Linked DNA regions of Homo sapiens: region 2 is linked to region 1. The links are chromatin loops, found by intact Hi-C in ENCODE. Cell type or tissue: ascending aorta. All regions are shown on one strand.

Evidence for each region. Peaks named below come from ENCODE experiments on the same cell type or tissue, not always from the same donor. Only the 100,000 strongest peaks of a DNase experiment are listed, where the experiment ranks them.
Region 2: a loop joins it to region 1, with 6 times the contacts of the local background. A loop is called at or near these places in 26 of 110 quality-filtered maps.

The regions. Positions count from the first base shown.
Region 1 is chr7:3,892,936-3,900,935 of GRCh38, forward strand. The region is part of intron 5 of SDK1 (sidekick cell adhesion molecule 1); the gene reads left to right. Among named protein-coding and RNA genes, the nearest start is that of SDK1-AS1, 540 kb to the left of the region's middle. In ascending aorta, a CTCF peak has its summit at 4,704 (motif pointing left); a DNase peak (open chromatin) is centred at 4,693; H3K27ac peaks cover 955 bases.
Region 2 is chr7:2,882,187-2,890,186 of GRCh38, forward strand. No RefSeq gene overlaps it. Among named protein-coding and RNA genes, the nearest start is that of GNA12, 42 kb to the left of the region's middle. RefSeq lists a silencer at 5,026-5,085. In ascending aorta, a CTCF peak has its summit at 4,977; a DNase peak (open chromatin) is centred at 4,944.

The DNA of each region.
Region 1 (8,000 bases):
CCAGCGCACTTCACATGGCAGGGAACAGGCTGCCTTCCCAGGAGGCCGAGCTGCAGTAGAAGGAGCATGAGTTTAGGAATCAGGCCAATTTGAGCGGGAAGCCCAGGCAGCCGTTTACCAGGTGTGGGTCCATCATATACCCTCTGACTCTGTTTCCTCATCTGTGAAGTGAACATCACAGCATCTAACTCTCAGGGCTGTGGGTAGGATAATTATTTTATACAGTGCCTTTTGCTAGGAAATTTTTTGTTGTGTTGAGTCAAAATCTGATCCCTTAACCAGTGAACTCCGGCCCCGGTTCTGCCTCTGCCTGGGGCAGCAAAACAGTGATTAGGAATATGGGCACGGGGGTCATCCCACCTGGGTCTGAATCGCACTGTCTGCTCCTGGTCAGGATGGCCGGGGGGAGGATCCTTAATGCCCCCGCGGTTGGCTTGCTATGCTTATCTGTAAATGAGCTACTGATAATATCAACTTCATAGTTTTGTTGTGGGGATAAATGAGCCGGTGCATGCAAACTCAAGTAGCTGTTATTATTTCAGTTGGCAGCTCCTCAGGTACCTGAGCCTGCTTTCCATACCTTCTGGGTCATCCCGTATTTCTTCAGGGTAAGCAACCTCACATTTCTCCAGCATTCTGTAGATGTCAAGCTTTCTGCAATCCTCCCCCGTCTAGCTGTCCTCTTGAGAATCTCCTTCAGGAGCTCTGGTTAAGAGATAAAGAAACAGTGAGGGCATTCGAGTTCATTATCCCAGCCACGATGGCATTCTAGATGTCTCCACAGACATTCAGGATCTGCCCAGGGTCCCACATCTGTCTCTTCTCCACATCTTACCCTGCCTTCTCCAGGTGATGGTGATTTCGTGATCCCAGTCACCTGCCCCCACCCTCACCTTATCTGACCCTGGCTCCTGGGCCACCCACTTGCCACTTGGAATATTTATTGTCTAACTGATTTTCCAGTATTAAGGATTTTACAGGTTTACACTGGAATTAGAAGTTCATCTGAACTGCCTGTGATGTCCCTGCTGGTTTCCCAATGGCCAGGCACTGCAGAGATGTATAAGATACGAGAATACAGTCACCTAAAGACATGGGAAGTTTTGTAAGCAATGTCTCCCGAGATTCCCCATTCTAAATATGGCAAGGAGTGTTTTAAGTACTTCATGCTTGAAGCTTTTCATGCATTTCCATCGTTGCAGTTGGACCAGTTTTAAAATATATATATCATAAATAATCTTCAGAACATTTTAATGTACTACCGATGGTATTAAAAGTCAAAGCTTTCACAAAATTTAATTTACTTCTCCCTGTAACTTAAGAACAGTTTTAAAATGTGCATGGCTCCTGCTAAATTTAACAGCTTCCCCTTTTGCCTTCTCGACTGGAGGCTGCAACAACCTGAGCCAGGAGGTCTGGCGACTACAATGTTTGAGTGAAGCTGTGAGATCCATGCCTGTACTGGAAGCTCCTGACAGCCTCTGCAGGGCCTTGGTGCCAGGCTCCGGGGGTGGTGGGGGAGTGGGCTTTCCTTCTTAGAAAGCCTCTAGGCTTTGCAGGTTCAGGAAGAAGCTCACCAGCTGGGTCCAGCCACTGAAAGGAACCCTGAGCCTCAGTTTGCAGCCCAGAGATGCTCCGGGGTCTCGCCCAGTGCATATTCCTGGAGAGCTACAACATCAGGGCATCAGATCCACAGAAGATACATGTGCTTCACTATACACCAGGTGTGTATTGAAACTAAAGCAGAGTAATACTATTTTTTCTTTTTTTTTTTTTTTTTTGAGACGGAGTCTCACTCTGTCCCCCCGGTTGGAGTGCAGTGATGCAATCTCGGTTCACTGCAACCTCTGCCTCCCAAGTTTAAGCGATTTGTACTTCAGCCTCCCGAGTAGCTGGTGGCACGTGCCACCATGCCTGGCTAATTTTTTGTGTCTTTTAGTAGAGAAGGGGTTTCACCATGTCGGCCAACTCCTGACCTCAGGTGATCTGCCTGCTTTGGCCTCCTGAAGTGCTGGGATTACAGGTGTGAGCCACTGAGCCCTGCCAAGACTCTCATTTCCTAACTCTTGATTACCAGCGTGTCTCTAATGTACATTTTACTGATTCATTCCTCTAAAAATATTGTTGCTTTTACTCAATATGGTAAAAGTTTCTATTATAGGGTAAGAAGAATAGCACAAAATATTCACCAGGCATGGAGGATATCATTGCAGTTCAAGAAAGAAATCATAAGTAGTAATTAAGGGGCTTGGTACCCATAGAGTCATCTCATCATCACTGTAATAAATCATTCTTATATTTATTTATTGGAGCCTGAGGATGTTAAACCCTTACTTTTGTATGACCATTCATAGCTTATTGGTGCTTTCATCTTTATAGAAACACATTAGAGTCTGGCTGCCTCAGGGCCCATTCCCTAGTCACTTCCAGCCAGACATCCATGTATCAAAGCTCTAGCCAATCAACATGTAGTGGACGTCTGCTAAGTAGGGCTTCCAAGGATGTTTTCTGTTTAGAATAAAAAGGGGGAAATGTGGCTAGCCACATTTGACCACTATCCCTTCTTCTGGAACATGGATGTAAAGCTGGAGACAGTGTAGCCATCTCGTGACCACGAAGCAGTGATGAGGAAGACAAGAAGCAACTCACGGAAGGACCCATGCCCCCTTTCTCTTTCCACTCCGCTGTCCTGAGGCTTCTTCTTCTTCCTCTTCTTTTCAAGTTGCGTAAAGTGGATACTTAGATCCCTGAAGTCAGACCTTTCTTCTTTTCTAGTGTAAGTGCTTGATGCCATCAGTATCCCCAGGCACTGCTTTAGGCTCATCTCCCCATTTTTATGTTGGGTCTTCATTTTCTTTCATGACAAAATATCTTCTAATTCCCTTTGCATTTTCTCCTTTCACCCATGGATTATTTATAAGTGTGTTGTTAAGTTCTAACTCTTTGGCGATTTTCCAGATAACTTTCTGTTACTGATTTCTGATTTAATTCTGCGGTGGCCAGAAAACATACTCTGCATGATTTCAATCCTTTTAAATTTATTGAGATTTGTTTTATGGCCCAGAATATCTTGGCATATGTTCTGTGTGCACTTAAAAAGAATTTGTATTTTGCTGTTGTTGGGTGGAGTGTTCTGTAAATATCAATTAGGTCAAGCTGGTTGATAGTCCCGTTCAAGTCTTCTGTTTACTGATTTTCTAAGTTTTAAAGACATTTTAAAAAATGAAAAACGAAATGTTTATATATTTACTCACATATTGACCATTTCTGCTGTTCTTTATCCCCTGTGTACATTCAGCTTTTGGTTTGGCATCTTCCTTCTCCCTGAAGGCATGTCCTTAATACTTCTTGAAGTGCTGGCCTGATGGTTTAAATTCCACCCAGTGCCCTATGCATGAGCGCTGGTAGGAGCACACCCTCTTCCTGGCCTTGTGTGGGCTGTCAGGATTATGTTGCCTCCTCCTGTTATTTCCTGGCCTTGGTAGTTTCCTTACCTGTATGCACAGATCAACACTCAGCAAAAGACCCTGAAGCTCTGTCTGCCACAGCTGCCTCTTCTGTGGCATTTTTCTCCACTAGCTTTAGCCTCCTGGGCCTCCGCAGACTCTAAACTCTGGCTTGTTAACTCAGCAAGCCCACTGGGATCTGTCTGGCTTCCCTCAGCCTGGATTGGGAACTCTTTCAAGGCAGCGAGCTGGACACTCTTTTGTTTTCCTTCACCCAGGAATCACTGTCCCGTGCTGCCGGTGGTCCAGTGTCAGAAATCGCTGCTTCACATATTTTGTCTGGTTTTCAAGCTGTTTAAGGTGGGGGAATAAATCTGATTCCTGTTACTGTATCATGGCTGAAAGCAAAAGTCCTCTTCACCTACTTAAAAAAACTTAATTGTAGCAAAATATACATGTATTAGTTTGTTTTCACACTGCTATAAATAACTACCTGAGACTGGGTAATTTATAAAGAGAAGAGGTAGAATTGACTCACAGTCCTGCATGGCTGGGGAGGCCTCAGGAAAGTTACAATCATGGCAGAAGGGTGAAGGGGAAGAAGGCATGTCTTACATGGCATCAGGAGAGAGAGAGCAGAGGGGAAGAACTGCACACTTACCAAACAACCAGATTTCGTGAGAATTCTATCATGAAAGCAGCAAGAGGGAAATTCACCCCTTAATTCAATCACCTCCCACTAGGCCACTGCCACAACACATGGGGATTACAACTTGAGATGACATTTGGGAGGGGACCAGAGCCAAACCATATCAATACATAACATAAAATTTAGCATCTTCTCCATTTTAAGTCTCCCGTTCAGTAAGAAGTATTATGCACATTAACATTTCTGCACACTCATCACCATCATGCATTTCCAGAACATTTCCAGCTTGCTCAACTGGAAGCTCTTTCCCCATCAAACAATGATTCTCATTCTCCCCTTCCCCAGCCCCTGGCACCCACCATTGTACTTCCTGTCTCCTTGAATTCTACTACTCTAGAGGCCTCATATAAGTGGAGACACACAGTGTCTGCCCTTTTGTGTGTGACTTATCTCAGCATAATGTCTTTGAGGCTATCCATATTGTAGTATGTGTTGGAATTTCCTTCTTTTTTAAGGTAAAATAATATGACCTTATATGTATAGACCATATTATGTCTTTCCTTTCATGTGACGGACACTTGGGCTGCTCCCCCTTGTGGCTGTTATGAACAGTGCTCCCATTTGCCACGTTCTTCTTAATGTTCAACAACTTTGTTAAAATTATTTAAATGCAATGATAGTCATCTCACCATGTAGTTCAACTTGTTTTTACAGCTGTGTGTGTGTGTGTGTGTGTTATAATGGGAAGAAGATGAAATAAATGGTTATAGTTAATTTGGGAACTTTGATCAAATCCCCTTTCTTTCCATATTCCTTTCCTTTTTTCTTTTCTTAAATTTCCCTTTTCTTATCTTTTCTCTCATCTTTTACTCTTCTCTTTGCTCTTTCTTTTCTCTCACTCTTTTCTTCTCCTTTCCTTTTCTGCTCTTATTCCATTTCTTGCCCTCCTTTCCTTCCATGTGTGCACAGTACACTGACCCAGGAAGCCGCCGTGTGCACACACACCCCAATCAACATGACTGAGGTGCTACGGTATTAGCATGAAGCAACTCATATTCCAGGGGCAGAGAGAAGATGTGAACATCCATGAATGTAACCTGAGTTGAAGTGGCCTGAATAGAAGAACAGAAGTGCAGATACGGTGCTTTAATTACTCAGTGACAGAGGTTATTTTTGGTTAGGGAGAATCTGGAAAGTCTTCATTGTAGGGCCGACAGTTGACCTGAAACCTGAGAGTCGGGCACAGTTGGGGTTTCCAACAGGTGCAAAGATTTTCTAGGTTACAGAACCACTAGAGCAAAAAGCGCAGACATGGGACAAGCCTGCTGTCCGGTACAATGTCACATCATGATGCCATTCAGACCTCTTTTCCCAAAGATTCTAACTAGCTTTTTTAAACTTTACAGTGATATACAGAAAATGATAAATACAAGTCATCATTAAAATGGAACAATGAAAATTACTCACTTTTCATGCACTTTGCCCTTTTCTGATTGGTTTTAGACTCGGTACATTGCAAATATTTTTCCAATTTTATCATTTGTCTTTTGTGTTTTACATCCTGTTGTCCTTAAGGAAATAACTGCAACAAAAGAGCAGCATCTCAGGAATTCTCACTGATGAAAATGAGTCATCCGAATTAACAAAAAGTTTGAATTACTAACTTATTAATAGAATTTTGGTTTTATTATGTCACGCCCCTTGTGTCATCCTTGATTGCCAAACTAAGTCTTAGTAATTAGAGCTCGTTGGGAACGTGTTTTAATAAATAGATGGTGATTGTTTCATTTTTAAGTGCCAAGAAGTTCATTCTTTACTAGGCTAAATTCATCTGTAACATCTTATGTTGTTAATCAGTTTAAGGAAATATTTTACCTTTAAATAAATGTATTTTTAGCCTAATTTGTAAACAAATTATCATAAATTCTAAGTTAATGGTTTCCCAATTCTATAGTAAGGTGAAACAGTCCATATCTACCTCATTTTATTATCGTATCAGCTCAATTTTAGGCCTCCTTTTGGTTTCCATTTAAGTCATGAGAAATTTACTAAAATATCATATTTCCTGTGATCCTGTCAGTCTTACTGGTGACTTTAAGTGAAACAATGTGTGAGAATTGTCTTTGGAAAGCAAAGTTGTTCACCCTCCCTGATCTGCTGTTGAGGAACCTCCATGCTCTTCTTAATATATGAGTATGTATCACCCTCAGTCTCCCTACAGAAATATTGCGCTTTAACACTTCCACTTTTTCCATGACACATCTGTCCTTGCCCCTCCTTGGCTTGGAGTTCTTTCATATCTCCCCATCATCTACAGGCTAAAGTCTGTTTGAGAGCAGAACTTTGTAGCCAAAAGGCCCATTTAAATCCTATGTCTACCACGTGAGATGCAACTTACAGGATAATCACTCATTTTCTCTCGGCATCAGCTTCCTTGTCTAGGAAGGGGGAGCAGTGTGGCTGCCCTACAGCATTGGTGGGAAGACTAATGAGAAAAGGCTCAGAAAGTCCTCAGCTGTCCCCGGGTGCAGAGTGGGCCCTCCCGAGGTGGCACACTGCCTTGACCTCCTGAGCAGTGGACAGGTTCCTCCTCCCTCCCAGGCCTGCTCAGCCAGGTCCAAGCTGCACCAGCTCCACAGGCACGCCTGCCACGCAGCCCCGTGGAAGCACCTCCTCTGTCGGCCATCAGCATGTGGGCCATGCTGCATCTCTCTCCCCAGATGTCCTTGCCCACCCTCAGATATCTCCACGCATCCCTGAAGGCTGACACTCCTCTATAGGGGGCGTTACCAGGCCCCTGCCACCCCAGGCACACTGAGAAGTGCTTTGTCCCTGCTTCCCGGACCTGGCACACAGCTCTGCTGCAGGCATTGTGTGGAAATCACAGTTCTTACCTCACACATTCCCTTGACCGCATGCATTTTAAAGCATTTGAATGAATTTTTAAAAATTCTAACTGTGAAATATTTCAGCCATGTGGAAAGCTGTAATCGGATACCAGTGTATGACACTAACATTTAACAAATACGAACATTTTAAAGAGAAAGCAGTTTTACAAAAAAACCTAACCCTCCTCCCAGTTTCCTCTTTGCTGAAGAAACCATGAACCTGAAGTTGGTGCTACTCCTTCTAATCTGTGTCTTTATATTTTATTACATATTTTCATCCCCATAATTCTCTGGAATAGCATTTGTATATTTTTAAAATTTACATAAATATTTTCACCTTTAAAGTGGTTCCCCTCAAATATTTAACACGCGTAATTGAACAGAGTCTAAAATTTACCAACATGTTCTGCCTGAACAGGCTTCAATTTCTCTTGCATCGTTCATGTTTTGTGGTCCGCTGTTTAGGTTTTATCTGGTTTTTCATCCCCAGGTTGGTTATAATAACAACACAACGTCATTTTTTCCTGTTTGGTGCTGATTTAGCCTTTCCAGTGTGTTTAACTCATCATTGCTTCTCTCGTCCTGCCCATCCTTCTTGGCTTCATATCCTTATAGAATTTCTCCTTCAGAAATCATTTCCCACTGGAAGGCTGGAAATAGCTTTATTTACCCTCCCTCTCTTTTTCTCCCACCTTTATTTTGGAAGATTTCAACCTGCAGAAATGTAAGGTGAATTAACTGAATACCTGACACCCTTCACCTAGATTCACCCACCATGAGCATTTGGCCGCTTCGAGTCCCCTCTCTCCCCCTCTCCATTTCCCTCCCCTCTTTCCCTCTTTGCATGCTCTGTCACACACTCGTTTTAGACTGACACATTTGCAGATTTGTTGCAGACATTCCTCCCTAATACTCCAGCGATCTTCAACATAACCACCATAAAATCATTGCTCTTGAAAATTTCGCATTGATTTATGTGTAGTTCTGTTATCTAATATATCATTCAAATTCAAATGT
Region 2 (8,000 bases), 1.0 Mb before region 1:
GAACAACCGGCCCTTGCTGTCAAGGCGTGAGGATTAGATGCAGAATAATGCAGTCCCCGATCAAACCTGCAGCTGTAACTCAGGCCCCAGACGCTGCCAGTGCCATAAATTTGGGGGGAAAGTGCAGCTCTAGCAGTTTGCGAACAAGAGCGGGGGAGGCTGAGTGAATTACAGCCCAGAGGAAGCGAAGGCCCCCTGCCTGGCATTGTTAGCCCCAGCCAGGGACTGATTGCTCACTGCCTTTAATGAAATTGAATTTTAATTTATATCCCAACCCAAGGTGGGGGACAAGGGTGTGCCCGGGCAGAGGTGGGCTCAGCCCCAGGATGGGGGCTCCTTCTGCAAGAGGAGCTTGCAGCCAAGTCCTACAGGAGAAAAAGATGGGCGCCCGGGGAGCTTCTCCAGCCCAAAGTTTCGAGGTCCTGCCAGTGCGGGCTCTGGGCAGGGTGCGGCCCCCGTTTGGCAATTCCTGCCTTGCTTAGGTGCAAGCCCCTAGAGGGCTCAGCGAAGGGGAGTCCCCGTCTCTTCCTTGTGAGAACTGGGAGCTCTGCCAGGTTGCAGGGGGAAGCCTGGGGAGAGGGGGAGCGTAATGATTTGTGGGGTTCGTTGGGAGCCCCCAGCTCCTTCACCTCTCCAAGGTTCCCAGATGACACATGATAACCCGCTGCACCCGATTTCCATATATCGCATGGGGCTTTTGAGGCCTTGCCAAGTGCCAGGTGAGGCTCCACGGGCACCCGTGTGGCCTTTGCCTCCTGTCTGTGTGCACCTGCTCTGGGTGGTCGAGGAGGGGCCATACCTCGGGGGCAGGCTGGCCTGGCTGCCAATCCCACCTGCACATTTCCTGGCCTTGGAAAACCACTTCCCGCCTCTGAGCCTCAGTTTCTACATCTGCAAACTGGAGATGAGGAGCACACCTCCGCCCAGAGCATCTGAAGGGGGACAGGAAGTTTGCAGGAGCTGCGGTTCTGCAGCGGCGCTTTTCCAGACCCTGCTCCGAGCTCATGGTTCAATGTGCTGGCGGCCAGCTGGGGGTGGGGGGTGATGGCCATCAGGACGCCACCCCCGTGGCCACGGCAGAACAGTGGTCTCCTTACGGCCCAGTGAGGAGGGGCCTCACAGAGGGGCTGGCAGGCGTGAGGGCATCCTGGGAACAGGGTTCCCGTGCAAGGGTTGCGCCTGCCGGTACAGGGGCTGGGAGGGCCAGGGCCTCCCTTGCGGCTGAACAGACGGGCTCAGGAGGCAGGCAGGTGGGGGCTGCAGGCCTCCCCCGACTTGCCTGGGAGCCTGGGAACAACATCTAGGGCTTGTTCTCTGCCTTCCTCACTGTGGTGGCCCCAGCAGGGCCCCTGGACATGCATCTGGACCCTGTAGTGGCTTCCTCTGTGGCCCTGAATGCCTGGTCTCCTTTGCAGGCCACAGGTCCCCCGTTAGTAAAGTGGGGAGTTGTCCTGGCTCCTGAGGACCTGTGGATGCCTCCCTACCCTGTGCTCTCCCCATTGTGCCACCCACACGCACCCATGAGCCCCAGAATCCACGTGTGGGGCCACGGCTCTCAGGGCTTTCGGGCCAGTCCTGCTCCCAGCCCTGCCAGTGTGCACCGTGGCAGGGCCTGTGGCGGGGGATGGAAGGCAGCTGCCTCCCTCAGTGACTTAGGACAGGTTGATCAGGCTGCGGCTGATGAGTGAGGCATAAATCCATTGGCTGCTGGTGGAAATTATTTTCTGCTGGTGGAGCTGTCAAGTGAAGCCATCGGTTTAGACACAGGGTGTGTGTGTGTAGGAGAGAGACTGGGGGAAAGAGAGACTTCCACACTGACTGTGCTGGGGGCGCCTTTGGAACCCAGGAGACATCTTTAGCTCCTACCTTTCGATTTTCAGGTGGAGAGACTACTCAGGCCCAGAAAAGGACAGGCACTCGGTTGAGGTCACACAGCAAGGGAGTCGGGAAGTTGGAAGGAGGAGGATGTGGAAGACGCAGTTTGCTCCTGGGTCCTCAGAAAGGAGGCTGGGTGTCAAATTCTACCCTTAGGAATTTTAGTGAGCAGGCGGTGCCTTTGTGCATAGAAAAAGATGCCCCATCCTCTGGGTGGCCCGGCCCAGCACCAGGGCGTGTGGCCAGTGAGCAGGCACAGGCCGGGCTCAGCCCACCTGGACCCCTGACTGCATGCAAAGGGTTCCAACTGGCACCAATGTGCCATTCCTGACCCCGCCTTAAACAAACGGATTATAAAAGGAAATTTTATAGCCATAATTTATGGGCAGCCAGCAGTGCTTGCCAAACATAGACGATAACACAAAAATAAATATGTCTCCAATACATTTTATACTCTTTTTTTTTTACCCCCCAGAGACAGGGTCTCTCCCCACGGTCCAGGCTGGAGTGTACTGGTGCAATTATAACTCACAGCAGCCTCCTGCTCCTGGGCTCAAGCGATCCTCCCACATCGGCCTCCTGAGTAGCTGAGACTACAGGCATGCACCACATGCCTCACTGATCTTTTTGTATTTTTGTAGAGATGGGGTTTCACAGGCTGGTCTGGAACTCCTGGGCTCAAGCGATCCTCCCACCTCGGCCTCCCAAAGTGCTGGGATTATGGGTGTGAGCCACTGCGCCCAGCCCTATCTTATATTATTATAATATTTATGATATAAATATGTATATATGACATAGATGCATATATGGATATACATACTTTTTTTTTTTTTTGAGACGGAGTCTCGCTTTGTTGCCCAGGCTGGAGTGCAGTGGCGTGATGTCCACTCACTGCAAGCTCCGCCCCCCGGGGTTCAGGCCATTCTCCTGCCTCAGCCTCCCGAGTAGCTGGGACTACAGGCGCCCGCCACCACGCCTGGCTAATTTTTTTGTATTTTTAGTAGAGGCAGGGTTTCACCGTGTTCACCAGGATGGTCTCAATTTCCTGACCTCGTGATCCGCCTGCCTCAGCCTCCCAAAGTGCTGGGATTACAGGCATGAGCTACCGTGCCTGGCCAGATATACATACTTTATATTTGTATAATATTATCGTAAAAGGTTTGTAATCCCAGCACTTTGGGAGGTCAAGGCAGAAGGATCGCTTGAGCCCAGGAGTTCATGAGCAGCCTGGGCAACACAGTGAGACCCTATCTCAAAAAAAAAAAAAAGTGCAAACCTGAAGTGCAAGCAAACCTGCTTATGAGGATTAATTGATCAAGTTGCTCTCCTGAGGTTTGGGGAAGGAATGGAGGATAGCTGAGTTTTGATGGGGACTGTGGCTGGGGGTCAGGGCTGGGCAGGTGCCATGAGGTAGGGTGCTGGTAGCAGGTGGCAGGGGATGGGATGGAACAAGGTCTGGCTAAGCACCAGGCACTGGGCTCAATGCCCTGCAAGTAGCTTCCCTGCAGTCCTGAAGGGGGGCTTGATATCCTCACTTTATTTTACCTTTGTATCTTTTTTTTGGAGACAGAGTCTCACTCTGTCACCCAGGCTGGAGTGCAGTGGTTCAATCTCTGCTCACTGCAACCTCCAACTTCTGGGCTGGAGCGATTCTCCTGCCTCAGCCTCCCGAGTGGCTGGAATTACAGGTGCACACCACCACGCCTAATTTTTGTATTTTTAGTAGAGATGGGGTCTCACCATGTTGCCCAGGCTGGTCTGGAACTCCTGACCTCAGGTGATCCACCTGCCTTGGCCTCCCAAAGTGCTGGGATTACAGGCGTGAGCCACCGTGCCTGGCTGTATCTTCTTCTTTTAAAATAATTCAAACATACAGAACACTGCAGAGTAGCAGAATGAACCTGCCAGGTACCTGCCTTCTAGCCCTATCTGGTCCCAATATGCAGGTATTTTCTTGGTATCTTGTGAAGAAACAGACCATGATAGATGTTACTGAAGCCCCACTCCCAACTTGCTCCAACCCAGCCCTCTCCCCTTCTCTGTCTCCTGAAGAAGAGCCACCTTCTCAGTTGATTATCCATTTTTCCATTGCAGGAATTTATACTGTTATTGCATATGTACATAACCATAAATAATATATGCAGTATTGTTTTTCAATTTCATAGATCTGTGCCCATTTTATAGTTGGAAACCCTGCGGCCCAGGGGACTGAGCCACTTGCTCACGTGCACATGGTTGTGAGTGGTGGAGCTGGGCTCAGACCCTGGGATCCTCCCTCCGGAGTCCCTCTCACGGGGGAATTCAGTGACCGTGGGTGGGGGTGCCCTGGAGATACATTTCTTCTCCACAAAGGCTGCCCTGGCTCAGGGATAAAGACACGTGGATTTATTGGAATGGCTTTTAGGGCCTGGGGACCTGCTGGGTGGTGCCAGGTCTCAGGGGCTCCGGGTCACATGGGGCGGGAGGGAAGAATGTGCAAGGGGCCTGCCCCTTGACTCCATGTTCTTTTGCAGAAAGGAAATCAATACCTTCCTGCTCCAGCAGGCTGGGGCACGAAGCTGTGGCCTGTGAGGTGACTGGAGCTGGGAGGCACCTTCTCTGCAGAGCAGGGAAAGGCTTAATCCTGGGAGACTTATGTCACCAAGGATGGCAGAACTCTGGGTGAGGGGAAGGGGGTCCTGGTCACCCCTCCTTGTTGCGCTGGCTGAAAAGTGGGGTAGTGGGCCTGAGAGGGAGGGTCTGCCAGGGGCCTGGGTTTGCCCATCTGGCTTTGGGCCTGTCTGGGGGGATGTGAAGAGGGTGGGGTGCAGCTGGGGGACATCTGGCAGTCATAGCCTGCAGGGAACAAGGCCACCAGGGGGGCCAGGGTGGAGAGGACAGTCGGGGTGGGGTCTCTGTGCATGTGCGTGGGACCACAGTGAGGGTCCGGTACCCACGTGTGCCCCACCATGGACCTGACACCCCCCCACCCCACCGTGCACAGACATGTGTGTGCACACATGTGTGTACACCTCTCCACATACACACACACACACACACACACACACACACACGGAGCCAAACACACACGTGCACACACAGAGCGCAGTGGAGTCCTTCCCACAGCTAGGGGGTGCTAGAAGTCTTCCCAGCAGAAATTCATTGGCTGAAACCGACGGACACACACTCACACAGAGGAAAAAAAAGGAAGAAGGAAAAAGAAAAGAAAATCCCTCGAAAAATATAGCCGTTGATGGTAATTCAAGTCGACAACACCCGTAAATCCTGGAGGCTGATAACAACAATAGAATATGAACGGAGCGGTGCCAGATTAACCGAGATATTTGATGCTTTGCCACCCAGATCAATAAGCCGCACTGAGATTTTTCCCGACATTCGGACCCCGAGCTGGTCCCTGCTGTAGGTTTGTGGGTGTCGTGTTCACCTCCGTCCCAACTCATTCTTCTTTTTTTTTTTTTTTTGAGACAGAGTCTCACTCTGTCACCCAGGCTGGAGTGCAGTGGCACCATCTTGGCTCACTGCAACCTCCATCTCCTGGGTTCAAGTGATTCTCGTGTCTCAGCCTCCCGAGTAGCTGGGACTGCACGCACGCACCACCACGCCCAGATAATTATAGGCACACGCCCTGGGCCCAGCTGATCTTTGTATTTTTAGTAGAGACAGGGTTTCACCATGTTGGCTAGGCTGGTCTCAAACTCCTGACCGCAAGTGATTTGCCCACCTCAGCCTCCCAAGGCCGAGGGATTACAGGTGTGAGCCACTGCGCCCGGCCTCCAACCCCCTCTTCCAACTTCTCTGTGCAGCATTAGGAGCTGCCTAGGGGTGGGGGGTGAGAAATCACATTTCTGACGGCGATGCCCCTGGGTCTTAGCTGGCTGTTCTGTTCTTCAACGGTGACCCAAATTGCAGCAGGGAATTGGGCCTGCCAAGGTCTCTTTCTGCTGGGCCAGGAGCCCCACTGGGATCCCAGCCATGGCTGGGCTGCTGCCACCTCCCCTGCTTGGGTTCTGCTGCTCAGCCCCAGGAGGGACAACTGCAGCAAAGGGACCCCACCCTGTACCCCCAACCCTTGTGCATGGGGAGCCCGGACCAGCAGCAGCTGCCTTCAGATGGCTCCTGTTTGCAGTGTAGCTTCCCTCATTCTCATTCACCGCCAATGGCAAATGTGCGTGTCTGTGTAGTTGGTAATTTTATGCTGTCGGGGTCTCCAAGGACAGGGAAAGATGGGCTTTTTAATTTTAACTTTTAACAATTATTTTAGGCCAGGTGCAGTGGCTCATGCCTGTAATCATTGCACTTTGGGAGGCTGAGGCAGGTGGATCACCTGGGGTCAGGAGTTCCAGACCAGCCTGGCCTAAATAGAGAAACCCCGTCTCGACTAAAAATCAAAAAATTAGCTGGGCGTGATGATGCACACCTATAATCCCAGCTACTTGGGAGGCTGAGACAGAAGAATCGCTTAAACCTGCAAGGTGGAGGCTGCAGTGAGCCGAGATTGCACCATTGCACTCCAGCCTGGGCGACAGAAAGACTCGTCTGAAAAAAAAATTTTAGGTTCAGGGCACACACGTCCAGGTTTGTGACTTGGGTATATTGTGTAATGCTGAGGTTTGGGCTCCTACTGAACCCATCACCCAAATAGTGAACCCAATTGTAGGTAGTTTTTCAACCCTTCCCCCACTCGCTTCCTCCCACCTTTGGAATCACAGTGTCTATTGTTTCCATCTTTTTTTTTTTTTTTATTTTTTTTGAGATGGAGTCTCGCTCTGTCGTCCAGGCTGGAGTGCAGTGGCGCCATCTCGGCTCACTGCAACCTCCGCCTTCTGGGTTCATGCCATTCTCCTGCCTCAGCCTCCCGAGTAGCTGGGACTACAGGCGCCCTCCACCATGCCCGGCTAATTTTTTGTATTTTTAGTAGAGACAGGGTTTCACCATGTTAGCCAGGATGGTTTGAATCTCCTGACCTTGTGATCCTCCCGCCTCAGCCTCCCAAAGTGCTGGGATTACAGTATTGTTTCCATCTTTACGTCTGTGTGTACCCACTGTTTAGCTCCCACGTATAAGTGAGAACATGAAGTATTTGCTTTTTTGTTTTTGCATTAATTCACTTAGGATAATGACCTCCAGCTGCATCCATGTTGCTGCAAAGGACACGATATCATTTGTTTTGATGGCTGCATAGTATTCCATGGTGTATATGCACCACATTTTCTTTATCCAGTCCACTATTGATGGATGCTTAGTTTGACTCCATGTCTTAGCTATTGTGAATAGTGCTGCAATAAACATACCACTGCAGGTGTTTTTTTCGATTGAACGATTTATTTTCCCTTGGGTAGACACCCAGTAGTGGGACTGCTATATTGAATTGTAGATCTATTATTATTATTATTATTTTGTGTGTGTGTATTTTTAGTAGAGACGGGGTTTTGCCATGTTGACCAGGCTGATCTCGAACTCCTGACCTCAGGTGAACCACCGGCCTCGGCCTCCCAAAGTGCTGGGATTACAGGCGTGAACCACCGCACCTGGCCAATCTATTTTTGGTTCCTTGAGAAATCCCCAAACTGTTTTCCACAGGGGCTGAATTAATTTACATTCCCCTGGCAGTGTGTAAGCGTTCCTTCTTCTCTGCAGCCTTGCCCGCATCTGTATTTTGACTTTTTAGTAATGGCCATTCTGACTAGTGTGAGATGCTCTCTCATGGCAGTTTTGATTTGCATTTTTCTGACGATTCGTGACGTTGAGCGTTTTCTCATGTTTTTTCGCTGCTTGTACGTTTTCTTTGGAGAAGTGTCTGTTCATTTCCTTTGCTCACTTTTTAATGGAGTTTTTTTTTTTTTTTTCAAGAGAGTCTTGCTCTGTCGCCCAGGCTGGAGTGCAGTGGTGCACTCTTGGCTCACTGCAACCTCCACCTTCTGGGTTCAAATGATTCTCCTGCCTCAGCTTCCCAGGTAGCTGGGATTACAGGCGCCCGCCACCACGCCTGGCTAATTTTTAGTAGAGATAGGGTTTTGCTGTGTTGGCTGGGCTGGTCTTGAACTCCTCCTGGTCTGAAGCAATCTGCCCACCTCGGCCTCCCAAGTGCTGGGATTACAGGCGTGAGCCACCGCACCTGGCCTTGT